Regions from separate parts of the Homo sapiens genome. Here region 1 is linked to region 2. A link is a loop called in an ENCODE intact Hi-C map of the cell type or tissue named here. Cell type or tissue: PC-3. All regions are shown on one strand. Each heading gives the region's core, and the rest is flanking DNA. Links, peaks and the distances in the headings are about the cores only.

Region 1 (12,813 bases), core at 2,444-10,443, 60 kb after region 2:
CCTAATTCTAACAGAAAAAAGAAATAGAAATAATCTATAATGAAACATGTATTTCAATATGTATATTATCATGTATGATCTCACCAGTCAAAGGCTGCTGACCTTTGTAGAATCTGTGTAAATGGAATAGCTACGAACACAGAATGATAGATGCATGCTATTGGTGACTTAAAACCCATGAATTATATTTCTTCTTGATGTTCTGAATTTCTGAAATTATGACTAATTCTTGGTAAAAATTGGAACAAACCTAAATCAATTTTTCTTTGAATTACAGAGTACTTGTATTCCTAGAAAATCTCTGTGTGTTAAAACCACACAGAGCTGCTCTGTGCTTATGTGTACAACAGATTTTCATCAAAAACAGATTATTCACTTATAGGAGTGTCCGTTAGGACATTCAATAGCTGCCCAGGACATGGTATAATTCTTCATGAAGTCTCATGAAATGCGATGTTTTTAGCTTCCTTGGCCCCACTTACTCATCTCCAGTTGGGCTTCTGATCATTTTGACAGGCAAAACCCTCGCCTCTCTTCTTTCTTTGGGGCACTTACCCCATCAGTCTTTTTTTTTTTTTTCCAGATAATTTCAACCTGTCCATTTTTTGACTCTGCCTTGGCATCTAGCTACCATCTCTCTCTCCTTTTCTTATCATTTAACCATCAAGTTCATAAATAGAATGAGTTATATTCTAATTGTAGCTTCATATTTACCTCTCACTGTATGCCCTTCAGACTTTTTGCCACCACATCAACACAACTGCTTTGTCAAAGGCCTTCAAGGCACTGTCCCCTCCAGCCCCTAACTCCTCACTTGGAAGTATTACTTGACTTCTCTGTGGCATTTGATACTGGGAACCGGCTCTTCAAGTAGTTAATTACTCCACTGCAGTCTCCTTTACCTATCTCATCCTCTGGGTGTGCTTTAAATCTTTGATTTAATTGTCTGTTTTTATCCGCATGCTGATGATTCCTGGAACTCTATTTCCAGCTCAGATATCTCTCCTGAGTTCCTGACTTGCGTTCAATTGCTTGTAAGTTATTGCCATCTGGATCTCCCAATAATAATTAAAAATCAAGATGTCCACATTTTTACTCACTACCTATCTTCTATTTCTCTCATATTCATTATCTTGCTTGTAACTAACACATCACCTACCCCATCACTCATGGCAGAAACTAAGGCCACCTGGACTTTCCCCTTTGCCACCCACTCTCCACCCTCCCCTACCTCTCAATATTAAACATGCATTCTTTTTTTTCTTCACCAGCCGCTTCCACTGTTATTGATTTTCTTCAGCCATTTTTATTTCTCACTGGAACTGTTGCAATACACTCCTGAAAAAGAGGAGTAGTCTAGAATCAAGAAAACAAATTTGAGAAGAGAAATAATTTAAAGCAGAATATAAATTATAAGTTGAATCTGAACTTTTTATTGTTAATCTCACTGTCTCTAAAACTGGCAAGTTTTGATTTAAAATATTTACTTTGTTCTTTCCATTCATGTACTCTTGCCTACTTTATGAAACTTCTGGGCCTTTTCAGTTTAACCTGTGGTTCAACACACTGAAGACTTCTCCTATATCTAAGGGCCTAGGACTGTTCCTTGCATTGTAAAAAGGTCTTAGATTGTCTTTTCTGGATCTCTGATTAGCTTTTGGGTTTTTGTAAAATTTAATTATTTATTTATTTTTGGTAACCGCAAATAGATATTAAAAGAGAAAGATTATGGGTGACTATAATCTTTCTAATGGTGTTCTCTAATGACTGTCTTTCCCCTAATTAGGAATTTCTTTTCTGACTCCTTTGTGGCTCAGCTTTTTTTCTTTGCACATTTTCCCCAGTGAATACAGTGCAAAATTTTCTCATTTAACAAAAAATTCTGAAGTACTTCAGTAACTTAAAAATATAATATCTAAGATGGATTGTTCTCCTGTCAGAGAATAGTATCTATTTTCAAGGAACGGTATGACATGATAGATAAAAAGACAGATTTTATTAAGTTGACTGCATTTAAATCTTGATTCTGATACTTGTATGTATTTACTTGAGCAATTACTTTTCTCCCTCTGAGCCTCCATTTTCTTATTTGTAAGGTAGCATAATGGTAGGTTCTATCTTGTAGGGTGCTTATTGGGATTAAATTAGTTAATTTGGTGAAGTATAGTGCTTGTAACAAAATAAGTTGCACTAAAAAACTGCATACATAATGAAACAGTAGAAACAGTTTTCTTTTTTTCTTTTTTGACACAGACTCTTGCTCTGTCACCCAGGCTGGAGTGCAGTGGTATGATCATGGCTCACTGAAACCTTGACCTCCTGGGCTCAAGCCATTCTCTCACCTCAGCCTCCTGAGTAGCTGGGAATACAGGCACACGCTACCATGCCAGGCTAAAAATTTTTAATTTTTTTAGAGATGGGATTTCACCATGTTGCCCTGGCTGATCTCGAATTCCTAGGCTCAAGCGATCTTCCTGCCTCAGCCTCTCAAAATGTTGGGATTACAGGCATGAGTCACCATGACCGGCCTAGAAACAAAGTTTTCAAATACGGATATAAAATAATTTATATGCTAATATGGAATAAATTCATAATTCTACCCAAAAGTCCACATATTTTAATTTTCCTACTTAGTAATGTTGGCTTACATTTCAATTTACCACCTGCTCACTGATTGTTGTTAGATGAAAGGTAATGCTACAACACTTGTTATTTACAGACTCTTCTCCCAGGCATCCCCATGGCTCCTTGTCCCTTGCTTCCTTCAGGTCTCTGCTCCAGCGGCATCTTAGCACAGAGACTTTTCCTCCATCTCTCCTGTACATATTCCTGGTTTATTTTTCTTATCACTGTACCATCCCCTCTCACAACATATACATTTAATGTCTGGCATCCACATCTAAAACATTTATTCCATTAGACAGTGTCTCTTACGTTCACTGCTGTATCCCTAGGCCCTAAAACAGTGCCTGGCACATAGAAATGATCCACTAAATATTTGTTGAATTAACTTTACCTAATTTGATCCTAGCAAAGCTCAGTGAGTTCTGGAAGGCAGATGTCATTTCCCTGTTTTTACATAAATGGGTAAAAACTAATCTGACAAGGGGCTAATATCCAGAATCTACAAAGAACTTAAAGAAATTTACAAGAAAAAAACAACCCCATTAAAAAGTGGGCGAAGGATATGAAAAGACATTTCTCTAAAGAAGACATTTATGCATCCAACACACTTTTGAAAAAATGCTCACCATCACTGGTCATTAGAGAAATGCAAATCAAAACCACAATGAAATACCACCTCACACCATTTAGAATGGTAATCATTAAAAAGTCAGGAAACAACAGATGCTGGAGAGGATGTGGAGAAATAGAAACACTTTTACACTGTTGGTGGGAGTGTAAATTAGTTCAACCATTGTGGAAGACAGTGTGCCAATTCCTCAAGGATCTAGAACTAGAAATACCACTTGATCCAGCAATCCTATTACTGGGTATATACCCAAAGGATTATGAATCATTCTACTATAAAGACACATGTACATGTATGTTTATTGCGGCACTGTTCACAATAGCAAAGTCTTGGAACCATCCCAAATGCCCATCAACGATAGACTGGATAAAGAAAATGTGGCACATTTGCACCATGGAGTACTATACAGCCATAAAAAAGGTGAGTTCATGTCCTTTGCAGGGACATGGATAAAACTGGAAACCATCATTCTCAGCAAAGTAACACAGGAAGAGAAAACCAAACACCGCATGTTCTCACTCGTAAGTGGAGTTGAACGATGAGAACACATGGGCACAGGGAGGGGGAACATCACACACCGGGGCCTGTTGGGAGTTGGGGGCTCGGGGAGGGATAGCACTGGGAGAAATACCTAATGTAAATGATGAGTTGATGGTTGCAGCAAACCAACATGGCACATGTACACCTATGTAACAAACCTGCACATTGTGCACATGTACCCCAGAACTTAAAGTATAATAAAAAAGCAATTTTTTGTTTGTTTGTTTGTTTGTTTTTTGAGACTGAGTTTCACTCTTGTTGCCCAGACTGTAGTGCAATGGTGGGATCTCGGCTCCCTGCAACCTCTGCCTCCCGGGTTCAAGTGATTCTCCTGCCCCAGCCTCCCGAGTAGCTGAGATCACAGGTATGTGCCACCACACGTGGTTAATTTTCTATTTTGTTTTTAGTAGAGGTTGGGTTTCTCCATGTTTGTCAGGCTGGTCTCGAACTTCTGACCTCAGGGGATCCACCTGCTTCGGCCTCCCAAATTGCTGGGATTACAGAAATGAGCCACCGCACCTGGCCGAGGAATGGTTTTTAACTTGTGGTTCATAGATAAAATAAAAGTAGTCCTTGAACTTACATCAGGAAAAAATTACCCTTCATTTTTGCTAACCCCCAACTGAAATTTAGCATTTACTTACTTAATGAACGTAAGCAATAAATAGCAATAATAGTATAGGTATCTATAATTTTGTCAACAGATATATTTTTATATCACATTACAGTTGCAGATATCTCAAAATATTGTTTACCTTCATTATAGTTCAAAATTATGGTATTTATGGGACCCATATCTTGATAATGATATTTAATATAATAATAAACACATTTATTACTACATTAGAAAAAATAATAATTGGATTCTTCAACATTCTGTATTATTTTATGCCATTAAAAACCTTATTCTGAGGAAGCATCTATAACTTTCACCAGATTGGCAAACGACTCCACAGCACACAGAATAAACCAAGAAACCTTAGAGTTCTTAGAGTTCAGGAAGGTGAGATGATTTGTTCAAGTTCATATAACTGGTAAGTGGCAGTGGTAGAACCAGAATCCAAGTCAGGCCTCCTTATATAGCCTTGTTGCTCTTCATGGCCAAATTTAAGGAAGAAGGAGATATACACACACACACACACACACACACACACGATAGTAGAAATGGTGTTTCCCGTAGTTGTGTAGCATGATGGCCTTGACCAATACCCATGTTTATCTTTTTTTTCTACATACCTGCTGCATAAATCTCGAAATACCCATCCACACAGAAAGAATAGTAACTACTCCACAACTACCCCCATCACACTAGTATGTGAGTCAGTAAGCATTGCTCACCCTAGCCACATGGGTTGAGTCATGACAGAATATGAGGATTAAAAAATTATCACACTTGGTGAAAGCATCTGTCTCTCTGGATGAAAGTTATAGCTCTTGGTTGCAATTTCTTAACTGTTTGGGTCACTGAAGATTTCATGGTCCATGCTCTTGTTGATGTCCTGTCCAAATTTCCTGGGTGTAATTAATTTCTGTTGATCTCTGTTCCCGCAGTTGTTTCACTTAGATACAACATTCTTAATTTAGGCTTCTAAATTATTTTATGACATTTATTTGCATAGTTAAACAGTTGGCATGCTTCAGTGTAGATTTCTATTTTAGCATGTAGACAGTTTTGAAAATATGAACTCTTATTTGCTACAACTCTTGTAGGAAACTACAACAGTTGAGTCCATAATAATGTTTATACATTATTATATACTCAACCAATATAAATATTATATATAACAGTATATAATAATATACTCAACTGTTGTAGGAAATGCACGAGTTCATATTTTCTAAAAGTACTCTACATGTAGAAAAGCAAATTAATAACTAGGGGACAGTTACAAAATACTAAGTAAACATATGTATGCTCACATATGTGCATATATTTATTTCTGAATACTAAATGATAAAACTGAGGCTTGGACCTGAACTATTCAATTCCAAGATATAATACCTGCATCACCCTTCAGCACACATATATGATGGCATAAGCACTAAGCCATATATAAATAGATGTGTGTGTGAGAAGGTGGGAAAGAACAAGCTTGCACATCAGAAAATGATTTAAAAGATTATCTTAATTATAACTGTGAATGCATATTTTCCCCTAACAGTAATGCATTCACTTATTCTTTGAAGAACGTTTCAGCATAGAAGGGCTAGACCCTTTGGTAGACAAACGACTAGCAAATCTGCCCACGGCCTCTGTCTATAATCACAACAGTCTGATTTTAAAAGGGAAAACTCTTTCACTATATAGCTAACAGAAATAGAAAAGCTAAAGGAGCCAGTTGGACATCTGGCCAGGCAAGGACAGATACTATTCCTGGCATATAGTATAAAGGGTGTCTTGAGAGGATGAGTCTTCTAATGACTTGGCATAAATGAAGTTCCTTGGCCTATTTCCAGCTTTTTCCTTGCACAACCTCAGCATGTGTTTGTGCATTCCTGGTGTTAAAGTCAGCCTTTCCTTCTAGGGTACCGCCCTTTTCCTACCTTACAGACTAATATAGCTCACTAAAAGGCACCAAAACAGTTGGTTGGCTGCAACTATACCTGTTACACAGTAGATATTTCTCCCTTTGTACCTCTTAACTGCCATTCTTTCCATATGCCATTTCTTCAGCCGGGAGTAATTCCTGTAGATCATTACATAGTTGCTCTTCCCTCCTCTTCCAGCCTCCTGTCCTGGGTTTGCTTTTAGCCAAGGAAACCCTAAATAGGATAGGGAATCATTCTCTGCATGTTTTGATATCCTTTTCATTCACTCCAGCCATCCCCACTCCCAGGTTAGAGGGCTGACTCAGCCATCCCCACCTATATGTCAGCACACTCTCACGGAGTGTTCTTCATGTGTAAGTTATGGTGACACCTCAAATTCCCTCAGCTCTCTGTCCTCAGGGCACTTACAATTTAATTAGGTAGATAGCACACATGTTCACAAAAAGTTAGCTAGCAACACCACAAGATCATTTCAAATAAATATGAAAAGAGTGGTGGCGGCTGGCCGCGGTGGCTCACTCCTGTAATCCCAGCACTTTGGGAGGCCGAGGCGGGTGGATCACTAGAGGTCAGGAGTTCGAGACCAGCCTGGCCAACGTGGTGAAACCCTGTCTCTACTAAACAAAAATTAGCCAGGCATGGTGGTGGGCGCCTGTAATCCCAGCTACTGCGGGGGCCGAGGGAGGAGAATCACTTAAACTCAGGAGGTGGAGGTTGCAAAAAGCCGAGAAGATTGTGCCACTCCGCTCATGCCTGGGCAACAGTGCGACTCCGTCTCAAAAAAAAAAAAAAAAAAAAAAGTGGTGGCAAAAATAGATGCCACATGAGTTGAAAGGATCACTGTGAGTTGGAGTTAATTGGGAAGTAGTCATGAAAAATTTGAAATTATTTGCAGCTAGAAATTCTAGGTCTACATAGGATAGAATAACCCCACCAGTATTAAAAGACACTAAACATATCTAATAATGACACAAATATAGAGACTGTGTTTATAAGGGTATTAAGATGTCACTAAACATTAAAAAAATGAATATCATCAGCTATTGAAGAACCCTTTTATTTGGGAAGAGGAAAGTTATGTTTGTTTAGAACTGGACTACCTTTGTCTCAGAAGCCTTTCCTTGGCTAGAAACTGCCACTTCAGGATACACTCTGTGTGTTGTTCTGTACTCAGGAACTTTTACCCTATACATACTGTCAGCTTCAAAGATGAGGAAGATGTAAACTAAGAGAATGTTAAAAATAGTCTTCATAAGAATGTCTTCTCTGTCTAATGCCTTAGGTTTGCTGAGTTTGCCTTTTTTTCTTATAAGGAAAGGAGAAGCAAAGAAGTAGAGAAAAGGAGAAAAAATGAACTTTTAAGTAGGTGGTGAGAAAAACCACACCGATAAAAATTATAAACAATACTGCATGGTCTCTTACGGAATGGGCTCTTTGAATACCCAGTGAGGCATGTTTACCAGAAGAAGAAAGATCGAGTTGGCTGGCGCCTCTTAAATGTGCATACTCAAGAGTTCGGGACACACATATGCTTTTGTGTGTGTTTTCTCACAGGACACTTTCAGCCGCCAATCTTTTTCTAATCTCACTTGTCTTTTCAAATTGAGGAAGGTATGGGATTTCTGTAGAGGACATAGATATGTAAAGGTCCATTAGGAAGTTATCTGATATTTAAATGCAAAAAAATGCAATTAAAGTCCTACTACCCTTTTTATAGTTTGTTTTCTTTATTTGAAGCAGTCAGGAATTAAAAACAACTGAAACCATTTTTTAAAACCTTTCAAGAAGTTCATTCTTGGATTAAGCCCAAACATACAGTCAGTAAGCCAAAAATGGACTATTTTCACAAAGAGTTGAGTGATGGAAAGCAGAAGCTGTCATGGAAAGTGTTATGTGAATATTCTCATTAAATTAAAAAAAAAGTTGGCTCTGGGCTGGAAGTAGTCATTTCTTTACCTTTTAAAAACTCTAGCAAATTATTTCCCTTTGGAGGATGATCATTTGAGCTAATTTGCCTGCATTCCAAATATTATGGGCCTTGTGACAGTACACATTTTTTTTTTTTTTTAACAAGTTTCTCCCTTGGTCTGTGGGCAGATTCTGGGCATGTCTCAATAAAAAGTCAAGGCTGTTCAAATTCTGAATGTAGTGACTGTCTCATTGATTTTGATTGACAGGATTTTGTACTGCATAATTTACTTAGTAATGTAAATTGTGAATATAGTTCATATATGCTTCCTTTAGCTCCCACTAAAATATTGTAGTAAGATATATTTTAACATGGACTATCCACACATTATTTTAACAATTTTTGAAAACTATAAAGCAGAGGTTCTGAAAGTGTAGATTCTCAGCTAGCAGCTGCAGCCTCACCTGGGAACTTGTTAGCAATGCAAATTCTCAGTCCCCATCACAGGTTTACCTAATCAGAATCTCTGAGAGTGGTGCCCAGCAATTTGTGGTTTAACAAGCTATCCGGGTGACTTGGATGAGCTAAACTTTGAACACCAATGCTATAGAGTGTAAGAGTTGCAGGTACAATGGACCCAAAGTAGAAATATTTGCTACTCTAAAAAGAAGCCCAAAAATCTTAATTTTTTTATTCTTCAAATCTGTTAGAACACAATTTTATAACATGCCATCCTATAACATAATGGACTTAGCCTTTGTTTATGCATTCAACATAATCTAAGTAGTTACAGATTTCTTAATGCTCGTCATCTGAAATATTTAATATAGAGATGACTCTGATATGCCATATATTAGTAATCTTCCAGATGATAATTTTGGATGCAATGAAATCCAGAGAAAAATTTAGTTCTGCCCGTAAAGCTCTAAGAAGATCCCTGTTAACTTTAGCATTTGAGAAATATTCCAAAAGTGAAGATTAGTAGTAATATCACAATGATTGAAAATTACGGGATTATTTAACACTTGAAAATAGTCTTCATTCTGTCATTCACAATTCTCTTCACATAACTTAGAGAAAAGTATCTGAGAAATACTATCAGATAATATTTATATTCTGACTAAAATAAATATATACAAAGCCCTTACAATCATTATTGACACATGTCATTTTATTATGCTGAAACTCCAATTTTCTTGGCAAACTTCCTTTTATCTCTGTTACCAAAAGGAAGACAAAGGCAAGTTGTATTGCACAATATAAAGTTTTAGCTAAAGAGATGGATAATATAAACTCCAAACCCGGTTCTGCCGTTGACAGTGTGTAAATGTGAACAAGGTACTTAGCTGCTCTGGGCCTCTGTTGTCTCAGTTATAAAATGAACAGGTTGGATTAGATCTCCAAATCCTGCTTCAATTAGCTGTTATAGTATAACAAACAATTATAAACATAATGGCTTAAAGCAGTAATAATTTATTATTTCTCAATTTATTACTTCTACAAGTAATGTGGATGGTTCTGCACCTTGGGTTAGGCTTGGGCAATGTCAGCAGGACTAACTGTAATAAGATAGCAGGGTGGCTGGAAGCTGACCAGTCTTGGATAGGCTCCATGTGGTCTCCCATCCTGCATAGCCTGGGCTTTTCTCATGCTCATGGTAGGGTTCCAAGAGAACAAGTAGAAGCATGCAGTCTCTGAAAGCAGAACAGGCATAACAATATGGCTGCCACATTCCGTTGGCCAAAACAAGTCACAAGCCAAATTTAAAAGGTGGGGAAACAAGACTCCACCTTTGATGGGAGGCACTGCAAAGTCACATTGCAAGAGGTATAGCTACAGGAAGAATTGGGCTGCTCTGGCAATCAATCAACCCTTCTAACTTAAAATACTGTGAAATAGCAGGAAATATGTTCAATATAATTTTACCGAATGCTCAGTATGGAGCGTTCCAGGAATACAGGGATATTTAGGAAAATTAAAGAAGCAGAAAGGATGTAACATATTTGTGAAAATAGAATACTCACTATGGTGTGTTTCAGGTATACAGAGATATTTAGGAAAATGGAAGATGCAGAAAGGATATAACGTATTTGTGAAAACTGAAGTAAGCATGTTTTAAGCAAGGCTTCTCTTTAATTATTGTCTGAGTTTCACATAAAGTCTGCTTCATCAACTGGATAAATATTTGACTGCTGTTCAGTAAATTGCATTAGTTTACTTTAACTGTATGCTCAGCCTTATTCAGGCATCCTACATTAGGCAATGTAGTGTGTAATGCATCTCTGCAGGTGACCAGAGCTATTCTCCGTATGAGGTAAATTAAAACTCATATTTTAAAAATTAAACATTCTTGCACTTCATGATTTCAATATTTAATTATAACCTGTGTCAAGGCCTAATCTCTGACTGAGTCAGGCATGAAATTAATCAAAAAAAGAGGCAAAAGCTTAGCAATTCTTCTACACTGTAAAAATAATGTGGTTTCTTTAGTCACACAGTGATGTTCCTGATATTCCTATCCATTTTATGAGGAAGACTCTGATATGCAGTAAGTTAGTAGGTATATGATGACAGTGACCTGTTCAGAAAAAATCAGTAAGATGAAAGAATATTTATTAATTTTAGTAGGAAACAAAACCTCTTTTTTTAAAAAAAGATTAAATGATTAATTATTGACCTTATTGAAAGAGCTAATAGGATATAAAGTTAATGTATTAATATCTTGTGTGGAACAAAAATGAAATATATCCAATAGTATATTTGTTATAACTGTCATGTTTGTTCCCATTTATACTTTATATCAGTTTTTCAAAAACTGCTTGTATGAAAGGATTAACACATTTTTCCAAGGAAGGCGTGCTTACAAAAATAATAAAATACATTATTGCAAGTTTTATTCCTACAAGAATTTGCATAGATTATAGGATTATATTGATCAAAAGAGGAAAGTACCACATTAGAGAAGGGAAATAAATGTATCAAGGTTAGTTAGTAGAATTAGATAGCATTAAGCCAGTGATTTCACAGCAACATGTACAAGTTACCAAGTCATTGTGATGAAATAGGGAAGTTAAGGGAGATGATCACATTATTTTCCTCATCAGAAGAGCAAGGTAAACTGAAATACTATTAAAGTTTGACAACATGGAGCAGAAAACATAATTGAGCCTTGTTGGTTTAATTCTTCCCATGGTTAAATGAGTTGATTACTTATGCAATGAAAATGAAAAAGTCACAGGTAAATTAAATAAATAGTAAGCAGACCTGGAGGAATACGTATCTTCATTTGGTCTACCTTGAGGAAGTCTGGGATCAGTTTACAGAGTAGGCAGAGAAAATGAACATGAAGGGATGAACTTGTATCTAAACAGGTTGTTCTGACCCTGTGAGCTCTGGAGCACCTTGGATTTTGCAGTTCTAATGCTTGTCCCACTAGTTTTTGTTGTAGTATTCTGAAGCATTGGCTCTACTTGTAACACAAATAAATAAAAAATAATAATAAAGCTATATCAGTCCATTCTCACACTGCTATAAAAATACTACCTGAGACTGGGTAATTTATAAAGGAAAGAGGTTTAATCGACTCACTGTTACGCATGACTAGGGAGGTGTCAGGAAACTTACAATCATGGTGAAAGGCAAAGGAGAAGCAAGCACCTCCTTCACTAGGTGGCAGGAGAGAGAGAGCGCAGGGGAAACTGTCACTTTTAAACCATCAGATCTCGTGAGAACTCCCTCACTATCACAAGAACAGCATGGTGAAAACCACCCCCATGATCCAATCACCTCCCACCACGTCCTTCCCTTGACATGTGGGGATTACAATTCAAGATGAGATTTGGGTGGAGACACAGAGCCAAACCACATCAAAAGCCTAACATATATAACTAGACTAAAAATGAAATAAAGTTCTTCAAGGTTTGGAAAGAGATTAGAAGCACAAGCAGTGAATAAAGCTGACACCACAGGCCTGCTGAGTTAGAAGTGGGCAGTGGCAGCCTGGAAGTACATGGATTGGCAGTCCATATGAGATGAGGTCTTAAGCCAGGCTTTCTGTTGGCTGAGGTGAGGCTCTTCTGCATTTGAAAGGAGCTCAAGAAAACTGTTGCCATTATCTTCCTGGGGCTTCACCTTACGGAATGTCACACATACAGGGTTGAAAGAGGAGGGGCCATGGGGTGAAACATTCCTATATGCTCATGTCTAGAAAATGAACTCAGTTGTTTCATAGCTTGGTGGCTGGATCTGTTATAGTTACTGCTTCTTAACAAGGAAATAGTCACAAATTTCCACTGTAAACCCAATTGTGAACTGAGGATGAGGTGAAGAAAGACTAGGAGAAATTACAAAATTCCTACTCTGGATAGGGTGAAGAAAGATGGAGAGAGAAAGAGAAAGAGAAGGAGAAAGAGAGAGAGAGAGAGAGAGAAAATCAAACTAAATCCAACCAATTTTTTTCCATTCAAATCAACCAAAATAAAATTACAAAACAGACAAAGAAAGCTACACTAAAAAAGAATAAAACAAACACAGCTGGGTGTAGTGGTTCACACCTGTAATC
Region 2 (12,813 bases), core at 1,732-9,731:
GGAGTTAGTTACAAGAGAAAAATGGATAACTCTGCATATGTATAGATTTTTAGTATACCATAGTTTCTGAACCTATAAGCAGAAAACAAACTAAAAGAATGTTTCAAGAGACCTATCATGCAGCTTAATAGTGAGGTAGTCAAGCTAAGACTGAAATACCCATGCACCAAATTATGCACCATTTACTAAGAGGAGCTTTTGTAATGCTTCAGTATGTTTACTTATGTGTTGAAGACAAATAGGGCAAGTGGTTAGCTAGTTATTCAGAGAAAAATTACTATCTAATATGCCTGGCCACTGGAGAAAATAGTAGATGGAGATTATGGTCAGTAATCCTAGCAGAATACACCAGCCAGGTCTCATAGACTCATTTCGATATATAGGCCCCTAAAGGAAAACTTCATCAAACAATATATATTTTATTTATTTTGAAATATGGATATCTCTAACTGATCTAGGAGAGGAACTCCTGACATGGTGATGAAAAGGTAGCCGGGCTCAGCATGGCCGACGTGCCAAGGCAGAGATGCCTCTGAAAGCAATAAAAAATAGAATCCCTTCTTGGTTCTTTTCATCTCCCCTTTGTGTTAAGTCTATTTGATTTTGCTATCAGTGTGGCTTATAATTTTCTGAGTGCAATGAAAAATAATTCTGTGAATCTGTATTCAATATCTAAAGGAGTTTTCAAACCAACAAGAGTAAAGGATATTTTCCCTTCTCTCCTTTTTTAATTGTATGAAAGATATGCACAGACTGTTTAGAATGACTGTAAGGAGTGATGTGTGCAAAGAAAAATCCCTGTCAAGTGCTCTGTACTTTGCTATTTGCCCATGGCAATGGACAGTCCAGAGATAAAGGGGGGGAAAAAAGCCTAAAACCCATCAATCCCAGAAATCTCTTGGTAAGCAGTAACCGAGGGCAAAATAACATGCAGCTGGCTGATAGAAAGTGAGGCTACCCTGCAAATTTAGGGTCCAATTCTCTTGGCCCCTCTCTAGTTAAAAACCAAACAATTTTTTTTTCATGTAGCTTCCAATTGCAGAGCCTGTTGAAAACTCATTATCTTCAAATAGGATTACATTCCGTTAATATGAGAACATGCATATTACAATATCTGGTAAAAATCAAAAGTTCCAATTTGCTCACTACATGTAAATCCAATTCAAAATATTTCCATAACATATATCTGCTGGATGTTACACTATTTGTATGTCACTCTGGAATGGATTAACTCCATGACAGGCTAGGCTCAGTTTTTCTGCATTTGGTGTTTTTAAACAGTTTATATTTGTTATCATATCAAAGACAGGCTTGCAGTTTTCAAAAGGAAGAAGAGAACACAGCGCCCAAGGCTCCTCCAGCATTACATTTCTTATTCCATTTTATCTTTCTTGGTTTTGACTAATGTCAGTAACAGCTACTGGTAATAAACTGCTTGTTACAGCCTGCTGTTGCCTTGAAGCCTGGCTTTGATACATTGTCAGCCAATCGGAAGCATTTCCTGATTACATTTCCAAATTGCTTGTTTATTGATCGAGAGTTAATAAAGCAAAAGACAACTTTACGGCTTAAATTAAATGAAAGTTTCCTTTGATGTTCAAATTATCCAATCAACCAACAGGCAGTGAAATGTAAGCATTTGAAAGTTTTATCTGAAAAGAAAAAAAAAGTATGAGATAAATGGATCTTAGTGTAGACACGGTAGCTAAGTGCTAATGAAAAATATGTGCAACTTAGCATACTGCAATTTCATTTATTTCTCAGGCAAAGGAAATGATGTTGTTATTCAGTCCACCCCACTCCTCAAACCTGAAGAAGGAAAAGTACTTCTAGGATGTCTTTCATTTGGCTTACAACAATTTCTTAAACTGGAACCATTTTAGTAAATAAAATGAAGTATACATTAACTTCATGGATTTACTGAAGTTCTAATATTTGGAAATGGTAACACAGCTTAGATGCTATCTTTGGAATGTCACAGTGTAGATGTTTGGGTGACATAAATGGTCAGTTAAGCTATTTGAAAGAAATTGACTTCTGAAATTTTTAGCAGCTTTTCACATCCCCTTTCCAGTGAGAAGGTAATCTTTTATCAACACAGGGGGAAATCAGACATTTCTGACAAAGAAGAAAATAAACAAATATTTTAAAGGTTTGCCTATGTCAGGACACATAGGAGACAAGCACTTTGTCATAGGTGACCCATAAACAGAATATCTGGTTAGAGAGGAGGGAGAGGGTTACTTAAGACCTTGGACAAAGTCAGAAAGAAACAGTTTTTATTATTATTGTGCTATAAGGTTAAGTAAAAGGAAACAAAATTGTGTAAACAGCATAATAACAAATCTGTGGGAGAAAAAAGAAAGTTGCATGAAAAGTATATGGAGAAATATAGTAAAATATTAACAGAGGCTATTTTGGGGAGATATTAAGGGTATTTTTCTCTTCTTACTTTCTACATTTGGTTTTTTTTTTTGAGACAGTATCTTGCTCTATCACCCAGGCTGGAGTGCAGTGTCACTATCATGGCTCACTGAAGCCTTGACCCCGCAGGCTCAAGCAATCCTCCCACCTCAGCCTGCCAAGTAGCTGGGGTACAGACGTACCCCATGCCTGGCTAACTTTTTGTAGAAACAGGGTCTTCCTATGTTCCCCAGGCCCATGTACTAAACTTTTGAAAATAAATATTCGTTACACTTAAAATGGAAAAAAACAAAAAACAAAAAACAAAAAAACAGCTATTAGTTTAAAATCAAAGTTAACAAAAAAATAATGACATTTTCTTTCCTTTTTTTTTTTTTTTTTTTTTTTTGAGACCAAGACTTGCTCTTTCACCAGGCTGGAGTGCAGTGGCGCGATCTTGGCTCACTGAAACCTGGGCCTCCCGGGTTCAAGCAATTCTCCTGCCTCAGCCTCCTGAGTAGCTGGGACTACAGGCATGCGCCACCACACCCAGCTAATTTTTGTATTTTTAGTAGAGACGGGGTTTCACCATGTTGGCCAGGATGGTCTCAATCTCTTGACCTCGTGATCCACCCGTCTTGGCCTCCCAAAGTGCTGGGATTACAGGCATGAGCCACCGCAGGGGACATTTTCTTTTCCTTTTCTTTTTTTTTTTTTTGAGATGGAGTCTCGTTCTGTCACCAGGCTGGAGTGCAGTGGCACGATCTTGGCTCACTGCAACCTCCGCTTCCTGGGTTCAAGCGATTCTCCTGCCTCAGCCTCCCGAGTAGCTGGGACTACAGGCACGCACCACTACGCCCAGCTAATTTTTGTATTTTTAGTAGAGACGTGGTTTCATCATGTTGGCTAGGATGGTCTCAATCTCTTGACCTTGTGATCCGCCCGCCCCAGCCTCCCAAAGTGCTGGGATTACAGACGTGAGCCACCGCACCCAGCCCCCGAAATAATGATATTTTCCTAGCTGCTTCTTGGATAGTAAAATTGCAGAAAGTTTATTCTCAGGTTAGGACTTTTGGGAAGCCTTGACTATTACCTAGATAGCTGAAATTATACGCCCACTACTTGAACTTCTTGCATGTATTGCATCTTTTATCTTTTTTTCTCACCAAAGACAATTATTCAGACCATGTTATATTTCCAGATTGGACAAGGAATGTGCATTGGTTGCAAAGAGAATGTGACCAGCTACCACTCTTTGATTAGCCTCCTTCTGCAGCCTAGTCATTGGCCACCAGCAGCTAAGGTGATCTTTTCAAGGTGCAAATCTGATCACAGCTTCTCTGCTTTCAACCTTTCATTGGCATCAGCCCACAAGGCCCTGCAAAATTTGCTTCCTGCCTACCTCTTAGCTGCATCTCATCATGGGCTCTCTGGCCCCTCAGCTCCAGCCACAAGGGCTTCTTTTGGGTCCTCTAATTATATGAACTTCCTCCTGTCAAGTTTTTGCCTTTAGCATTTCTCTCAAGAATTTCTTCCTCAAAGAAGCCCTCTTTGACTTTCAGTTCTCTGTCATTTGAGTTTTTTGTCATCAGAGTTATTTGTCATTTGCTGTCATCAAATTTTTTTCTTCCCTAGCACTGGCACTACGTAACTTACGTATCTGCTTAACACAATGCCTGGCACAAACTGAGCACTAAATTAATAGGTGTTAAAGGACTAAAGAAATGATAAATGAGAGAAAAGATGAACTAGTCACCTAGTGCTCAGATTTAGTCTATATTGCTGCAGATGTTTTCCTGAAATATCTAGATGAATTCACAGGAAAAGCTTTCATTCATTCATTTTAATTTTCTTGAGCATTTGTTCTGCATATGGTACATTTCAGCATCACAGGAAATGAGATGAATTGGACATGGACTTTGTTCTAAGAGTTCTTAATATAAATCAGCATTTCCCTTTTTCAAGGTTAATTGCTGTTTGGTCAAAGCATGAATGGACGCTTGAAAGTGGAACTGTGCTAACATTTCAATAATTATATTTATACCACCACACACCAAATTTTAGGCCAAATCCAGGGAGTATTTCTCATTCTTTGTGCCACTTACTTCCCAACTTCTCATCCTCAGAAAACGTTTAACAAACCCTGTCAACTTACCTCCAAAATATATTTTGAATCCATCTATTGAATCCATCTGATTCCCCTGCAACGACTCAGGCAAGGCGACTTTCCTTCTTGTGTCTCTACTGGCCTCCCTGCTTCCTCTTGGCTCCCCTATGTTCTGTTTGCCACAAGACAGCCAGAGAGGTCTTTTAAAGGCATGATTCAGTTTATGCCACTTGCCCGCTTATTGTTTAAATGTCTTCCCCCTGCACTTAAAATCAAATGCAAACTGTCTCTCTGAGCAGCCATGCCCTTCCTTAATTGCCTTGCCTAATACTGTGAAAAAATATCATCCCTGCTGTAGACAATTACTGCCAGCCACAACCCATGCTTATGCCTGTGCCAGGGTGTTCCTCTACACCCTGAATGCTTCCCCACATCATTTCATGGGTAGCTGCTTCTTTTCATTCAGGTCAGAACTCACAGTCCAGCTCTTCAGAGGGCCTTCTCTAAAGTAGCCACTTTGCAGGTTCTCATTAACATATCACCCTTTTGGATTTCCTTCAGAGCACTTATCACTATCTGAAAATATCCAGTTTATTTAGAAATAAATTCTGCTCCCCTCATCTCCCACTGGAACTTTATGAGGACTGGATCTTGGCCAGCTTATTTGCTCATGCAACCCAGTGACTAAACAGTGCCTGGTACAGGGTGTGTGCTCAATAAATATTTGTTGAATGAATGAATGAGAAAGTGAATGAATAGACAGGCTTCACTTCATGGAAATGGTGAGCAGGTGCTTCTTGGCTGGGGCTTGATCTTCAGTTGTAACAATGGCGCTTCTTCTAAATGAATCCCATCTTGCCATTAAGCCCCACTACAAGTCCCTCCAGCTCCATGAAACCTTTCCCAATAACCCAGTACACCCTCATCCCTTTTTCTGAATCATTACATATAATTTTATTGTATTACCCAGGTTACTTTTGAGAGTGAAAGTAGGCACTATTATTATTTGTGCAGAGCCAACAGGCATAAACTAGAAAGTGTCCTGGAAAAACTGGGATGTATGGTCACCCTATCTATATGCCACTTCCTCATTCCTTAATTTATATAAACTTTGACTGCAGTTTTTCAGAGGTATGCAATCTTTTCCCTTATTAGAACTTAAATACTTAGTCATATTTAATTGCACTTAGCACACAACTGAGCTCCCAAGAGTTGCTAATGAAATGCTTATTGTTACTCTGTTCAGTCGGTATCAAACACCTCTTTTTCTCTGTGCTGCTTATTATCGAATTCACTTCTTTGAGGGAAATTGTTTTAAAAGGGAGTGGTTCTTTTATGCATCAAACTGGGTCTGATGTCTAAGCAGGTATTTTCTCATTCTTGTAAACGCAGGAAGAAACTCTAGGCTGTAAGTTGCCTGTAAACTTTTGTATATGGTTCTTACTGCACTGCCAGTACATTATACTTCATTTGGCTGGAATACTGTCCTCCCCATCTACTCCCTCCCCATCTTCCTCTGACTAATTTCCATAAGCTCCTCAGACCTCAGCTTCAATTGTCCCTTCCTCCTCAACATGTGGTTAAGTGTCACTACCCAGAGCTCCACAGTACACACTGTACTGCCCCACTGGGCCATATCACACTCGGTTATATGGAAACTGTCTGTTTCCTTTCTGCCTCCCCATGGGATGGAGGTAAGTTCTTTAAGAGAAATTACCCTGTCTCTTTAATTCACCTTTCTGTCCCTTAGGCTTAGTACAATGCCTGTCTCATAATACATTTAAAAAACTTGTTGAATAAATAAATGAATGAAGACATTTGCCTATGTTTGGTTACTGGTGCAATAAGAGGAAAATGGATCTGAATATTATTTTATCAGATAATTTCACATAGCAAAAGATTATTTTTAAAAATACCTTAGTCCAAGCTTTGAGCTAATTATCCAGTTCAGCAACTGCAACTGTGACTCTAGTCAATGGACCTCATGCACATAAGCCAAGTCTTTTCAGAAAATGTAGTGCTAAGGATTTATTACTATTTTTTACTATTGGTTGAAAAGAAACTCTCCACCATGTCCATTTAACTACCCAAGTTGTAACGTTAATAACGTTAAAGTGGCAGGACTGCAGTTAAAGTAGACCTGTAGGAATTTATTCATAAACTGTTTTTTTTTTTTTTTTTTGGTGTGTTGTAGCAGGTAGTTGTAGTAATTTGGCTATCTGATACTCCATAAAACATTATTTTAAGATGAATCTAGATATAAGGCCAGTCACTCTCACTTCTTAATCATGCGTAAAGAAATACAGTGATAAAAATTTATTTGGTAGTACTTTGAAAAACAATCAAATTTTTAAAAAGTGAAAATACCTCTGAAGATCTTGCTAATACTTTCAAAAAGCAAAATCTCATAGGAAATGAGTTAATGTGTTAGAATTTGAATTTTTCTATACATTTCTTCTATGATTTTGGAAACTTTTAAGAGCATTTTGTAATAAAAGAATAGTCCTAGCTATTAGATAATATATATTGAATGATTTTAACTTCTCTGTTTTTATAATGGATCTGAAAAGCTGATACTGGGCTTACTAAAAATCAGGCAGACCCAAAGTAAGTGTCATATCCTTCAGTCTCTATACAGTATAGTAACAAGAATCATTATGATTTCTTCTAGTAAGAGCTAACACTTTTAGAGAAATTGTATGCCAGGCACTTTTGTAATTGTTTTTACACGTTTTGACTATTTTAAGCCACAGCCAACCACATAGGGTAAGTAATATTATGACCATACAAAGATATCAAATCACAAAGAAATTAAATAACTTTGCCAAGATAAATTGTAGAAGTGAGGTTAATATCCAGGCAGTCTGACTCCAGAATCCATGTTCTTAATGACTTCACAAGTATACAGAATCTGATCATGTGCACTTTACCCTTTTGTATGAAAACCTAATTCCTGGTTTTATCTTGTCTAGTCTATACTCTTATTTTCCCTTCTTAATGATGTCATCACCAAAGGAGAGGAAGAGAGACGGAAAAGAAGAGGAGACAGTTTGGTCGTAATGTGTATATTTCAGCATCCCATATTGTATTTTTTAGAGATCCAGACAGTATATAAATATGTAAAAACTTAGATAAACAGGTTTCCAGGATCCACCTGTGTCTCTCTGAGTTTGGTTCACAGAAGAATGAGTAGAAGAATTCAGCTAAAAAAATGGTACCACGAAAAGGGTGGAGAACACCAGAACGAAAGTGAATGAGACTTGTCAGTATGTTATGCACATTTCAAGACCAGGAAGACCTTTGGGTTAGATCAATTGAATTTTAAAAGCTGTAGCTAGACTGAAGAGGAGAGAATTGGCTAGCTAGGGTGTGTGGGTCCATCTCCTCCTCCTTGGGCCACCTGAAAGTTGATGTGATTGGCTATGCAGGCTCTTTTGTGGTTCCATACGAAATTTAAAGTACTTTTTTTCTAATTCTGTGAAGAAAGTCAATGGTAGCTTGATGGGAATAGCATTGAATCTGTAAATTGCTTTGGGCGGTATGGCCATTTTCACAATAATGATTCGTCCTATCCACGAGCATGGATTTTTTTTCCATTTGTTTGTGTCCTCCCTTATTTCCTTGAGCAGTGGTTTGTAGCTCTCCTTGAAAAGGCCCTTCATGTTCCTTTTAAGTTGTATTCCTAGGTATTTGATTCTCTTTGCAGCAATTGTGAATTGGATTTCACTGATGATTTGGCTCTCTGCTTGTCTATTATTGGTGTATAGGAATGCTTGTGATTTTTGCACATTGATTTTGTATCCTGAAACTTAGTTGAAGTTGCTTATCAGCTTAAGGAGTTTTTGGGCTGAGATGATGGGGTTGTCTAAATATACAATCACGTCATCTGCAAACGGAGACAATTTGACTTCCTCTCTTCCTGTTTGAATACACTTTATTTTTTTTTCTTGCCAGAACTTCCAGTAATATGTTGAATAGGAGTGATGAGATAGGGCATCCTTGTCTTGTGCCAGTTTTCAAACAGAATGCTACCAGGTACCAAAACAGATATGTAGACCAATGTAACCAAACAGAGACCTCAGAAATAACACCACACATCTACAACCACCTGATCTTCAACACACCTGACAAAAATAAGTAACGGGAAAAGGATTCCCTATTTAATAAGTGGTGCTGTGAAAACTGGCTAGCCATATGCAGAAAACAGAAACTGGACCCCTTCCTTACACCTTTTACAAAAATTAACTCGAGATGGTTTAAAGACTTAAATGTAAAACCCAAAACCATAAAAACCCTAGAAGAAAACCTAGGCAATACCATTCAGGACGTAGGCAAAGACTTCATGATGAAAACACCAAAAGCAACTGCAATAAAAGCCAAAATTGACAAATGGAATCTAATTAAACAAAAGAGCTTCTGCACAGCAAAATAAACTATCTTCAGAGTGAACAGGCAACCTACAGAATGGGAGAAAAATTTTGCAATATACCTACCTGACAAAGGGCTAGTATCCAGAATCTACAAGGAACTTAAACAAATTTACAAGAAAAAAAAACAAACAACCCCATCAAAATGTGGGCAAAGTATATAAACAGACACTTCTCAAAAGAAGACATTTATGTGGCCAACAAACATGTCAAAAAAGCTCATCATTACGGGTCATTAGAGAAATGCAAATTAAAACCACAATGAGATATCATTTCATGCCAGTTAGAATGGTGATTATTAAAAAGTCAGGAAACAACAGATGCTGGTGAGACTGTGGAGAAATAGAAATGCTTTTACACTGTTGTTGGGAGTGTAAATTAGTTCAACCATCGTGGAAGACAGTGTGGCAATTCCTCAAGGATCTAGAACCAGAAATACCATTTGGCCCAGCAATCCCATTACTGGGTATATACCCAAAGGATTATAAGTCATTCTCCTATAAAGACACATGATCACCTATGTTTATTGCAGCACTATTTACGATAGCAAAGACTGTGGAACCAACTCAAATGCCCATTAGTGATAGACTGGATAAAGAAAATGTGGCACATATACACCATGGATTACTATGCAGCCATAAAAAAAGAATGAGTTCGTGTCCTTTGCAGGGACATAGATGACACTGGAAGCCATTATTCTCAGCAAACTAACACAGGAACAGAAATCCAAACACCACATGTTCTCACTCATGAGTGGCAGTTGAACAATCAGAACACATGGACATAGGGAGGGGAACATCATGCACTGGGACCTGTCGGGGGGTGGGGGGCAAAGGGAGGGAGAGCATTAGGACAAATACCTAATGCATGTGGGGCTTAAAACCTAGATGATGGGTTGATAGGTGCAGCAAACCACCATGGCACATGTATACTTATGTAACAAACCTGCCTGTTCTGCACATGTATCCCAAACTTAAAGTAAAATAGAAAAAAAAAAATGAAAGACTCCACTTAAACTCATCAGGAAATGAGCTGGGCACAGTGACTCATATCTGTAGTCCAGTCAGTTTGGGCAGCTGAGGCAGGAGGACCACTGGAGCCCAGGAGTTTGAGACCAGCTTGGGCAACATAGGGAGACCCTGTCTCTACAAAACACTAAAAGTTTAGCTGACAGGGGTGGCGCTTTCCAGCTACTCTGGAGGTGGAGGTGGGAGGGTTGCTTGAGCCTGGGAGTTCAAGGCAGCAGTGAGCCATGATTGTGCCACTGCATTCCAGCTGGGTGACAGAGAGAGAGATCCTGTCTCAAAATGAAAATAAAAGTAAAGTAATCAGGGAATGAAAGCACCATTCCCTCTTGCTTTCTGCCCTTGTCTTTCTCCCTGCCCTTTCACCTTTGTAAAGTGGTGGCAGTAGTTTAAGCCAATAGATCACCTATAGGGCCTGGGCCATTGTGTTATCTTCTCTATGAAATGTTCTTTCCCTTCATTCATCACCTGCCATCAAGCCTGGGTGTTCTTTCTCCAGTGCACCGCCATATTGGAGAGGGCCTGCACTTTATTGTTTATCTGGCCAGGGGGCCAGGCTTCTTACTGCCTCTGTCACTTCTTAGATCCCGAAGTGAACTCAGCAAATTCTCCGAGCCTTGGTTTCCTCAGGCCATGCTCCTGCCTCAGCCTCCCGAGTAGCTGGGACTACAGGCACCTGCCACCACGACCAGCTAATTTTTTGTATTTTTAGTAGAGACTGGGTTTCACTGTTTTAGCCAGGAGCAATTTATTTTCTAGAACTGTGTCACATGGACACCTTGAGCTGCAAGAGAGGCTGAGGAAGTGAGCACCTGGTCAGAGGATGGGATTACCTTGATAGATTTCTACCAATCAAAATTCAGGGCATAGAGCTGGGCATGATGCCACCTGAAAGACACTTGGTGTTCTTTGAGCAAGGCAGGTGACCAACTGAGTCGCTCTACATAAGCAGCTGAGACTAACACAGTTGGAATGCAAAACAGACATCATTTCATAAATGATCAAAAGGAAGTTTGAGACTTGCTCAAATTTGTATAGAGAGGTACAAGATGAGGCTCCAACCCCAAATCCCTTGGTCTACAACACTGGTGATTTTCCCACTGAGTGCCTCAGAGTTTCTACAAAATTTGTATCAGAATATTATTTTAAACATGTGTTTAAAAATGTGGTTAAAAATATGGTACTCATGTAATTTTCTCATAAATTGGAATTTGACAAAATGCAATCCCTAGTATAAAACTGTGTTAGTCTGTGCTGTCAGTTGGCTTGGTTTTTGCTGTTGTTGCTTTTCCAACTTGAAGAAAAGAGTCTCCTGCCATCTCTATTGAATCATGAAGTCTCCTGGGATTGCTAGGAAGGATATTAAAAATGATTCATAACCGTTTATCCATATTAATTTGGATTTTCTCAATACCAGACAACCACTACAAAATAATCAATTGGGTGTTGACAGTGATATAAGACTGCAGCAGCTCCAAGCAAATTTGAAATAATCTCTAATTTGAAATTGTCATGTGTATCTGAACAGCTGCATTATTCTAACTGACTGACTTAATATCTCTGTGGGCCCTGCTACCTCTCCAGCCGCACGCGCTGGCTCTCGCTGCCCCAGAAGCCTCTGCTGAACGGTGAGAACACCTTTTTTGCCTCAGGAATTTTTGTACATGCTATTCCCTCTAGCAAACATTCCTCCTTTAGATAGATTCAGCTCATTCTTGATATCCCAGTTAAAAGGTAATTCCTTCTCTGACCTCTCAGATTAGGCTAGTGCCCTGGGTTTCACACTCCCTTTTGTACACTGGAGATTTTATAATTATTTCATCCATTGCTGTCATTCCATCTGAGCTAAAGACTGTCTAAGGGCAGCAATCATGGATGCCCCCCTCACTATAGCCCTCAGCTTCTAGTACCATGGAAAGCCCATGAAAGTAATCAATTATGTTTGAAGAAATAAATGTAACATGAAAAAATAAATTTGGATTTAGATGTAATATTGGCAAAGAGTAGATATGAAGGATGTAAAATTTCTGATAGTAAAGAAAAACATTTAATTGAAGGATGACATACAGTGAAGTAAACAAGTGCACTAATTTTAAGTGTACAAAATCAATGCACCTTTCTGTATGCGTACATTTGGTTAAGCACCATCCTGATGAAATATAGAACACTTTTAGTGACTTTCCCCTATGGCATTCCCAGTCATACCCCTTCCCTACTTTCTCACTACCATAAGTAACCACTATTCCGATTCCATAACCATTGATTAGTTTTTGCCAGTCTTAAATTTCAAAGAAATAGAAATTATTCAGGATGTACTCTCTCATGTCTGGTTTCTTTCCTTCAACACAATAAGTTTGATCCATATTGTATGTACCAGTAGTTTATTTCTTTTTATTGTTTTACGGCACTCCAGTTATGAATATATAATAGCATAATGTATTCATTCTCTTATTGATGAATATTTGTTCTCTTCTTCCAGTTTTCAGCTGTAATAAAAAAAATACTACAATGAACACTCTTGGGCAGGTCTTTTCTGTTGGCACATGATTGTAAAAAGAGCTCTCTTTTATCCCAATCATCAAAAGGCAAAAATGAAACAAAATACACACAATCAACATACACTCTTATGATATTTAGGAGTAACCTGTCAATTCTCAACAAACCAAAAAGAAATCAGAATAGCATTAGATGTTTTTGAAGAAATGAAAGAACATCCTACTTGATGACTGAACCAGAACATAGATAGCATCCTGTTACAGATGGAAAAACTTGAAAATCTAGTGAAATGGAAAACTCAGTAGATATGGTGGTGTACCTAACAAAAACTTGTCCGCAGAAAGATACAAACAGA

Evidence for each region. Peaks named below come from ENCODE experiments on the same cell type or tissue, not always from the same donor. Only the 100,000 strongest peaks of a DNase experiment are listed, where the experiment ranks them.
Region 1: a loop joins it to region 2, with 7 times the contacts of the local background. A loop is called at or near these places in 3 of 110 quality-filtered maps.

The regions. Positions count from the first base shown.
Region 1 is chr7:114,813,569-114,826,381 of GRCh38, forward strand. No RefSeq gene overlaps it. Among named protein-coding and RNA genes, the nearest start is that of MDFIC, 100 kb to the right of the region's middle. RefSeq lists enhancers at 9,690-10,222, 10,174-10,839, 11,718-12,557. In PC-3, for the core only: no CTCF peak of the experiment used is centred there; DNase peaks (open chromatin) are centred at 5,103 and 6,253; H3K27ac peaks cover 2,780 bases.
Region 2 is chr7:114,754,660-114,767,472 of GRCh38, forward strand. No RefSeq gene overlaps it. Among named protein-coding and RNA genes, the nearest start is that of MIR3666, 110 kb to the left of the region's middle. In PC-3, for the core only: no CTCF peak of the experiment used is centred there; DNase peaks (open chromatin) are centred at 5,212 and 6,052; H3K4me3 peaks cover 1,123 bases; H3K27ac peaks cover 2,338 bases.